Regions from separate parts of the Mus musculus genome. Here region 2 is linked to region 1. The links are chromatin loops, found by intact Hi-C in ENCODE. Cell type or tissue: heart. All regions are shown on one strand.

Region 1 (5,000 bases):
CAAAACAGTTTAAGTAAAGATTAACAAAAAATCAATCACCCAGGCATATGCATAACTAATTATTTGACTCTTACAGGTATTTTGCTGGGGAGATACTGTGGAAACTCCATTCCTAGCAGTGTTGACACTTCTAGCAATGTTGCTTCAATCAGGTTTGTCACAGATGGCTCTGTCACTGACTCAGGATTTAGGCTGCAATTTAAGTCCAGCAGAGAAGGTAAGTTCAATGACTTGTTAGAAGTGGTACTGATCTGTTACACAGGATATACACTATGCATGGTACTCTCATGGCAATGATGTGAAAAAGAAAATGTGATGCTCTCTTCTTGGCTCTTACAAGATAAAAGGCAATGCTAATAAACACTCACCAACTAATGAAAAGTTGCCACTCGGAATAAAAGCCAAAAGGAAGTAACATGTATCATGGGAGCTGCAGAGAGCCTTGCCTGCAAGGCCCATTTTGAAAACAATAGTCCATTATAATGCCCTAGAGCTATCAAGAACTCACATTCCTAAATGCCCTGACAGACCAGGGTCAAATAAAAATCTTGTCTAAAATACATAGTAATGATTTTAGTTTTCCTAAGTTTGCTATGTTTTTTTGTCTTTTATATATATTCTGGGCCCTGATAATTATTTAAATGTTGCCAGTGAACTGTTTTCTATGGAAGAAAATGTTAAATATTGATAGAGACAAGAGTTGAATACCAATATAGATATAAGAAGTCAAGATTGAATATAGATGAGCACTCTCATACATGTGGAAACAAAAATTATGACCAATAACTTTTTCTAGATGGGTCATTAAAAACTAATTTTAAATGCAGAAAGATATTTTGACTAAATGCTTTTCTTTCTGTCTTTCAGTGTGTGGTGGGGATTTACATGGCCCTACTGGCACATTTACTTCTCCCAACTACCCAAACCCAAATCCTCATCCCAGGATCTGTGAGTGGACGATCAATGTACACGAAGGAAGGCAGATTATCCTCACTTTTACCAATTTGAGGCTAAGTACCCAGCAATCCTGCAACACTGAGCACCTCATTGTAAGTGTTCCCTGGAGGCTGGGCTCTGTGTTCTATTGAGTATGGGATGTGTTCACACAGACGTGGTAGTATGAAAACTCAGTCAAACTATTACCACCTATGCAAATTCACACAAATTCAGAGTATTTTAGACAGAAGGAAATCACCATAAACTTCTTTCAGAGACTGACATCAATAATTGCATGCACCCAGGTTATATGTTGGTTTAGTTTTCAGAACAAAGCATTATTTTTTATATTTATATATTTATTATTTATTGGTTATTTTATTATTTACATTTCAAATGTCATCCCCTTTCTCAGTTTCCCCTCCAAAAACTCCCTCTCCCATATCCCCTCCCCCTTGCTTCTATGAGGGTGCTCCCCCACCCCTACCTCCTCTCTGCTCCTGTGACCCAGCCACCCTAATCTCTCTTCTGTCCCTTGATTATGTGCAGTGCTCCAACATCATGCCTTAACTGCTGATATGACCTCCATCTAGACTGTCCCTCCCAAGATGGCTGCCTAGTTATCTTTTCATGTCCCTTAGACCTCCACTCTAGTGACTGACCCCCACCACCTCATTATAGGACCCTAAATGAAGCAAGCCCCCCTTGACCTGTTCCTTCATGTGTTGTCATTTCACAGTACTTCACACCAGCTTACTGAGAGCGAGAACTAGTTTCCTTTGGTGAATCCTAGTGGTCTATATTCTTGGAGATAAGGGTTTGATGAATGAATTGGGGAAATAACATGATTACCTTTTTTTAAAAAAAAAAGCTATTTTTGTTGTCAGTTTAGTTGTCTGCTGCTCAATCCGAAATCCCAAATTAATGTTTGCAATTTATTTTGACATCCCATGACATCCCCTCATCACTTGCAAGTACCTCAACATGGCCTTATTTAGCTTTCCGATTATTGTCTCAGGTCTAGTATCTGAAGTACTGAAATGTTTCCCCCAGATACTCAGTATAGAACCACTGTGGTTTTCTTACATTTGAGAGCCAGAGAATGCTGGGTGATGTTCCTGTTTTCTCTTTTCCTCCTCCTTCTTAATGCAACTACTCTGGGACTCTAATCCCTTCTAAGCATTTACATTATTGTTTCTAGCTAACATTTCCTATTTTGCACCTCTTTAGTTCGTTTTGGGTCTCATCTAGCCATGTCCCACTATAAAAACTGAGAAATTAGCTTCCTCCCTTGAGAAGTGCACACAGGGAATTCAGAGTACACATATTCTGTCCACTTCCCTGTTTCAGTCACACATGTCACAGTTTCCATGATTGGTCCACTTGGGTGATTGTGGAAACTACATTCAGGCTAAGCCAGGCAGTATGCTGTGCCCACGTTTCCATTTGCTTTTTCAAATAACAATAACAGTTGTACTATTTTTAGATTCTATAGATGTTAGTCACGAATTTTTCTACATATCTTCCATCAAAGACATGCATGTCTATTTTTGTCACCAGTATCCCTGTCCATCTGCAGCAAGCCATCTGGGAACCATTGTTTTGGGATTTTCCTGCCCCATTGTGTCTGTAGTCTCTTCATTGCATTCTGGACTGGCCAGCTGGCTCCATGATGCTGTACATTTCCTTTCTTAGTCAATTTCCTGTTTTCACTGAGGTACATGCTCTTGTAACTCTCTAAGGACACGAATATGTACAGCAACCTTTGAGTACCTATAAGATTTCTGCTTTACTAGAATCATTTGAATGTACATATTTAAACTATTATAGAATCATAATTTGAAGTTTCATGTAGTTTCTTTCAGTTTGCATCTCTATTTACATTGGTCTCTGAATTTCACATTGGATGTTTCCTTAGAGTCCTGGTTGTTCTTCATTCACGTTTTAAAAATCTGTGAAAAAGCTGATTGGGAGCTCTGTGTACATGCCTGAGCCTGGAAACTGGCATTTGTGGAAGTACCTAAGACAGACCTTTACTTATATTTATTTTCAAATATCATGGCTTCAGATCTTTTCTCACGGGGAGGATGAAACTCCATCAAGGAATCATTTTGGGAATTCATTTCTGTAGGAGGTTGTTTAAATTCCATTTTTTAAATCATTTTTATGCATTGGTGTTTACTTTCCTCCTCTACACTCCAAACAAGTGCAGGAATTAGTGTTTACCCACCCTCTGTGTACTTGAATGCTTGTCCGAAAAGAGGGAAACAAAGCCCAAGATCTACAGGCAGCATGGCTGAGCTCTGAGCATCCTGTTACTTGCTGAACACCACACCCAGCTGGACTGTGTTTGAAATTCCTACAAACCCAGCAACCAATCTGATGGCCAAGATGGAGGAAAGGAAAGGCTGCACCACACAGCATATGGGGTCATGAGACAAATGTCCAAATTTGTTCCACGTCATAGCAATTCTTAAATATTGACTGCCATGTGTCTGCTCCCATCTTATGTCTTCTGAGGCTTGTAGTTTCTGACTACAGAAGATCTTAGGAGATATGAGGTCACACTCTGGTTGCTTCTAAACACAGAAAGAAGTCCATACACTAACTGGTTGACTGCACATGGTTTACTCATTACAATTCTATGCTACCCCTACCTAAAGATGCAGAAAGAGGCAGTAGAGACCATTGTTCATTGCCTCCAACACAGCCTTGTTGCTTATAAATTCTTTTGATTCTGAGAACACATTACCCATTCTTGTTTATAGTAGCATGAAATATGCATTGTCTTCTCTTGCTTTGCCTTGTGGGAAATTTGGATCCAAATTCAATTATTCCTAGTTCTTGGATTTTAACAGACTGTAAATCTTTGTAGTGTACTGTCTGCATTTGGAAAACGGAGTCCTACTGAAAAACCAAGTAGGTAATTAGCAGAGTCTGGGTTCGTATCTGCACAAGAAGTGATGGGGACATTTCCTGTGTTCCTGTAACTAGAAGGCATTTTAAACCAGAAACCACCAAGCAGCTGAGTTCAGTCATTAATTACTGTAAATGAAAATGCTTGCATCCCTGGGAGTACAGCATGTCCTACTTCAACCAAGCTTTTAGTGCTATTATATCCAATAGTGATCCATTCAAATCCTTTTTAAAAATAGGAATATCAATCACCAAGTGAGTTGCTATTTATTTCTTAGAATTGTTTCTGCATTCTGAAAAGTGTTCACAAGCCTTGTGCAGAAGCACTCACTCTTCACTAGTCATAACTCAAGCAATTAATTGTATTTTGATGCCAGTAATAACACAGTTTTTAAAAGCCAGATGAGTATGAGCACACAAATTGGTTGTCCAGCACCAAACAGAATGTCCTGAAAACATATACAAGGAACGTTATACAGACTCAACGAGTGATATTTAAGAATGTATACATACATACATACATACATATATGCATGCAATAACAATTAGTAAAGAAAAAGGAGGCCATGAAAATGGGGAGTTGGGAGGGCTCTAAGAGAGGGTTCACAGGGCCAAAGAGGAGGAAGAACTGTTATAATTCTATTATAATCTCAAATACAAAAAGTTAAGTCAAATGATTAAGAATGTAGAAGCTTTAAATCCATAAATAATTAAGAAAGAGCCATTATAGTTACACAAAAATAGATTTTTTTTCCTTAAGTTACTTTTCAAGGAGCACTGGCTCAGTGGTTAAGAACATGTACCAATTTTGCAGAGGATGGAGCTAAGCTCCCAGTACACACATTGGACATAGCGACAACTGTTGCTCCAGCTCCAGGTAATCCCAATGTCTCTGGCCTCCTGGCCTCCTGGCCTCCGCAAGCACCTGTGTTGACATGCACATGGCCATACCAAGATACGCACAAGCACACCTAATTAAAAGCAGCAAAGTAAAACCACTTAACAGTACTTTTCAAGGTATTTAGAATGACTACATACACTTGGAATAGCCTAATACTAACATTTTCATTTCATGTGTTACAGCTTCCAAGGCACAACTAAGAAAATCCACAGAGTCTGTGAACTCTGTGAAGTATAAAGAAGGCTAT
Region 2 (5,000 bases), 88 kb before region 1:
ACATTCTTGCCAAGAGGCACAGGAATGTTTTACCATGGTCTCCTCATGGAAATAGTCTTCTACTGTAATCACAGTTTCTTGTATATCCTATAATTCCTTTTAGGGTCTAATTTAGAATTTTAGCTGAAATTCATGTCACTCTCGCCTGTTTATGAAATGTCAGGACAGAACTTTTCTATATTTTGCCAATTGAAAAGACATTGGTGTGGGATTGCTGCTGTGAGAGGCGTGGGCCATACAGGAGAGGCTGAGAACCCAGGAAAGGCCCAGGAGTGAACTCTGCCCTTTCTCTTCTTGTGAAGATCGGTTGCTTCTCCATGGCTGTTTCCGTGTAGTCTTTTCTCCAGAAGCTCCTTAGAGTTTCTATGCCCTTGTCGTCACGAACACTGAAGCCATGGCTGTGCATAGGACACTAACCTCAAGCACTTAATATCAGGGGTTCAATGTTTTAAAAGAAGCAGCAAAGGTGAGGGAATAGCTTACTTGTGCAGGGCATGCCAGTCCTCATATATGGTGTCTGTAAGAGTGGCTAAAACTCCCAGCAGGGTCACAGTTTCACTGTCATTCTAAAATATTTTACAACAACCAAACTGTCACCAAGATGACATGTTTTTGTTTTTGTTTTTTTCTGTGTGAGTAGTTATTGCATGATAGAGTTCACTCATTTCTGAAAAGATTCAATTCAAGTAACTGGCCTATCTCCTGAATGGAAATTCTATGTCTCTTTCTCCAGTTTCAGAATCAATTTCTCATCTTCCTTCTCTGTGTCAAATTCTTCTTTAGCTGAAGGTATCCACCACCAACTTGAACCAACTTGGTCCTCTTCTTTTTTCTTTTTGTTTTGTTTTGATTTTGATTTTTCAATACAGGGTTTCTCTGTATAGTCCTGGCTGTCCTGGAACTCACTTTGTAGACCAGGCTGGCCTCGAACTCAGAAATCCACCTGCCTCTGCCTCCCGAATGATGGGATTAAAGGTTTGCGCCACCACACCCGGCCAGGGTCCTCTTCTTAAGTCAACCATAGCTTTAAAAATTAGAAACCTTTTCCTATTTACATTAAACCCAAAGTTTAGCTGATTTGCACACACACTAGTAGGATAGTCAGAGAGCCCCACAGGTTGCTTCCTTCCTTCAGAAGTTTCCTCCTTGGTACCCTTCCACATCCATGCCATTTCTGATTCATAGCATGCTTTACTTTTTAATAATCTATCTTTTGTCTGGAAGTTTCTTTTCCTTTTCTTTTTCCCTCCTTCAGATCTTTGTTTCTTGACCTATATTGAGATATATAGTCTTTTGTGTCACTTTGAAATCTGTCACCCAAATCATAGGTTGATGACTGGCATGCTCAGTTGTCTCAGTCCTTATAGTCAGTGTACCACTTGACCCAATCATTTGGTCACCTCCACAACAACTGCTCCTTTTACAGCATTACAATGAATCCACAATAGCACTTCTCATTTCTGAGAAATAACCATGGCAATAATTCAACAAAATCTATGGTTTTGTGCAAACATGACATCTAACAGGGGCTCACATGGTTGATTGGCCTTCCAAGTGCCATTTCTGCAGATTATTTGAATGTCTCCGTGTGGTGTCAGCATTTTTCCTTTGTAAAGACTGCAGTCTAGGACTTAGAGTTGGCTTGGTGGTTAAGAACACTTGTGGCACTAGCATGAAGGCTAGAGTTGTTCAGATCCGATAGGATACCTGTAAATCTATGGAAGAACTATATGGAAGAAAGCTATGGAAGATGAAAAACTTGCTGGGGCAGATTATGGGGTTTTCTTACTTCCAGGTTAGCTAAGAAAAATGTGAACCTCAGGTTCAAGGAGAGACTCTAGCAAAAAAAAAAAAAAAAAAAAAAAAAAAAAAAAAAAAAGCAGAGAATGATAAAGGACACCAGATATTCTCTTTTTAACATTTCATGTATGCACAGAGTACCCACACAAGTGACATACACACACACACACACACACACACAAACAGATATAGATAGATGATTGAACTTTCAAAAATTGTCTCTAATGATTTAGAACTATAACATTTAAAACTGGCTATTAAATCTAGCTGCAGTCCAAAATCCACTAGGGATCTCATTAGATAGAGCTGACTTTAGTCATTACTAATGGTAATATCTTCATTTCAAAACTCTATTGGTAAGTTACAAGTGTTCTGGTAGGTATCTTAGTGTGTGCCTTTGTGTACAATAAATATTTCTCTTTAAAATGAATCTTATTATCTTAGTCAGGGTTTCTATTCCTGCACAAAACATTATGACCAAGAAGCAAGTTGAGGAGGAAAGGGTTTATTCAGCTTACACTTCCACATTGCTTTTCATCACCAAAGGAAGTTAGGACAGGACCTCACACAGGGTTGGAAGTTGGAGACAGAGTAGATGCAAAAGCCATGGAGGAGTGCTCCTTACTGGCTTGCTCCCCCTGGCTTGCTCAGCTTGCTTTTTTATATAATCCAAGACTACTAACCCAGGGATGGCACCATCCACAGTGGACCCTCCCTCCTTGAGAAAATGCCTTATAGCTGGATCTCATGGAAGCATTTCTTCTGTGATAACTCCAACTTGTGTCAAGTTGACACACAAAACCAGGTAGTACACTTACTTTCCCATAGCTACAAGGAGGAGATATTCTCCTGCCAACAGTTTAGGAGGGCCCAAATTAGCATTAAAATACAAGCAGCATTAGGCCAAACCCACTACAGGAATGGGTCCACCCACAATGAGCTGGACCCTCTCCCTTCACTAAATGAAGAAAATACCTAATAAAAATAGATAGATAGATAGATAGATAGATAGATAGATAGATAGATAGATAGATAGATAGATAAACGAAAATGCCTTATAGCCGGATCTTATGGAGACATTTTCTCAATTGAGGTTTTCTCCTTGCAGATGACTCTAGTTTGAGTCAAGTCTACATTAAACTAGCCAGCACTCTCTTCCATCCTATCCTTTCCTCCCTTCCTGTCCTTTTCCCCTTTCAATTTAAGGAAGTTTCAAATTCTTCCTGATTATGTCAGTGCTTTCTGTCAAATACATTTCCTTCCAGTGTATACAATCTATTTCATCTCTTGCCAAATCCTTACTGATGTCATCCTACTCACCAGATGTTTATGTCATTATATATTTCACTCTCACGTCCTCTTTTTAATTGCAAAACAACCACTATGCTACAGCGATTTTCAATTACAAAATAATGCATTTCAAATAAGAAAGGGATTAACAAGCCCATCACCAATGTCCCTGAATTCTCCATTTTGGCACCATACTCCCTGTCTGTGTCCTAAGATATTTCCCATCCCACAACTGTGGATCACATGGTATTTTAATCACCCACAGTGCTATTTGGGTTTTGTGTCAAACTCATACCACTTGCTGATGCTTCATGCAAATTCATTGCTCAGTCACATCAGAGTCATAACACGTATTCTTAGCTTTCCATACAGTGATTCATGAACACAGACAACAGGGAAGTCTGTTCAGGGTAACCACATTGCTATATGCCACAGAAACAAGAGCTTTGAGTTGTACTGAATGAGAGAAATGCTGAGATAAACACAGCTTAAGGGGCTAGTTATTTGCTTTTTAAAGCTATCACTAGCCTACAATTCACCATCCAGACAGTAGAAGATGTTTTAGACTCCTAAACTGTAGAAATTAACTGTATATCATTAGTTTTTCATGTCATACTAGATGAAACAGATGCTAACGTATCACACAATAAAGAGTCTATCGTAGGCTGCGTTATCTGTTTGAGAGGGCTATTGATGGGTGCTCTGAAGGCATCAGACAGGGAAGCAATCAAGCTTTTCTGATGACCAGAGAACACAAACCCAAGGAAGAAGGATCCCCAGACATCAGAGAGGTTGAGGATTGACAAGAGAAAGCTGACTCTGCACACCTGAAGATGGATTACAAGGGGCCTCTAGGGTATCAATAAGAAAGTCATGAATTTCAGTGTTCCTTTTCAGAACTGTAAGTCTCTCAAGGGCCAGATAAAAGAAATAGCATGATCAAATAGATATTTTCATAGTGTAATATTTCCCTTATTGAACATGTGTGTGCTTTTTGTTTTGTTTTATTTTGGTTTGTTTTGGTTGAGTTTTTTTTTTTTTTTTTTTGAGGGGGGGGCAGTTGTTGAGCCAGGGTTGGCCGTGAACTCCTAATTCTTTTGTGTTAGCCTGGTGAGTGTAATGACTGCAGGCAAGTACCACCATGCTGTTTTCAGATCTGTATATTTTAAAAATGATTGTGGCTACTCAAATAATATGGAGATCCATTATTGGGCTTGAGGTGGAAAGCGGAGGAGATGGGGCAAAGCCCCATATTGCTGTGGAGAAATAATGTTCAAACTGAGGACTTTTAAGAACATTCTAGAATTGCTTTCTTGACTCTTCTTCCATCCTTGCAGAGAGAACTTAGCATTCATTCTTGGACATTTGAGGAAGATGTTTTTCACCCTTAGTGCAGTATCCCTCTCTTGAACATGCCATCTGTGTTCCTCCAGCTAACCAGCAGCTCAGCCCAGTGGCATCTGTCTCCTCCCCCAGCAGAGAGCTAGAATCCTCAGCAGCCCCAGAGCTCTCTGTGGGTGGCCTTTGACTTCCACGTCCCCTTAGTCCACAGATGCAGCTCTGCTTAGGATTTTGTCTTCTCTTTCTCTCTTGGAATCTGTTTAAAGACAGAAGTTTCTATCCAGTTAAAGTTTGTTTTTTCCTAACCTCTCCAAAAAGGGAAATGAAAAAACATGTTTGTATTTGCACATAACTGCTGGTCACATGTCCATACAACTGCTTCCATGCAGGGTTCCCGAACAATCTCTCAAGATCCAGAAATTCTGTTGTCAGTCTAATAGTAGTCTTCTTTAGTTCTCCTTGAAAAATATCATTGGAAATGAAATTTCTTACTTGTGCAGTTGAGGAGCCCATTATTAGAATCAAATCTGTTCAAGGAGGGTTTAATCAAATCAGTTGAGCCTGCTGAC

What was found. Hi-C counts contacts between places; a loop is a spot of excess contacts. Peaks named below come from ENCODE experiments on the same cell type or tissue, not always from the same donor. Only the 100,000 strongest peaks of a DNase experiment are listed, where the experiment ranks them.
Region 2: a loop joins it to region 1, with 1.9 times the contacts of the local background. A loop is called at or near these places in 2 of 42 quality-filtered maps.

The regions. Positions count from the first base shown.
Region 1 is chr2:13,327,530-13,332,529 of GRCm38, reverse strand. It overlaps Cubn (cubilin (intrinsic factor-cobalamin receptor)), which reads left to right. Exons shown (of 67, transcript NM_001081084.2): 47 at 77-217; 48 at 868-1,049. Among named protein-coding and RNA genes, the nearest start is that of Gm13270, 58 kb to the right of the region's middle. In heart, no CTCF peak of the experiment used is centred here; a DNase peak (open chromatin) is centred at 2,569.
Region 2 is chr2:13,415,411-13,420,410 of GRCm38, reverse strand. All of the region lies in intron 27 of Cubn (cubilin (intrinsic factor-cobalamin receptor)), which reads left to right. Among named protein-coding and RNA genes, the nearest start is that of Cubn, 74 kb to the left of the region's middle. In heart, no CTCF peak of the experiment used is centred here; no DNase peak of the experiment used is centred here.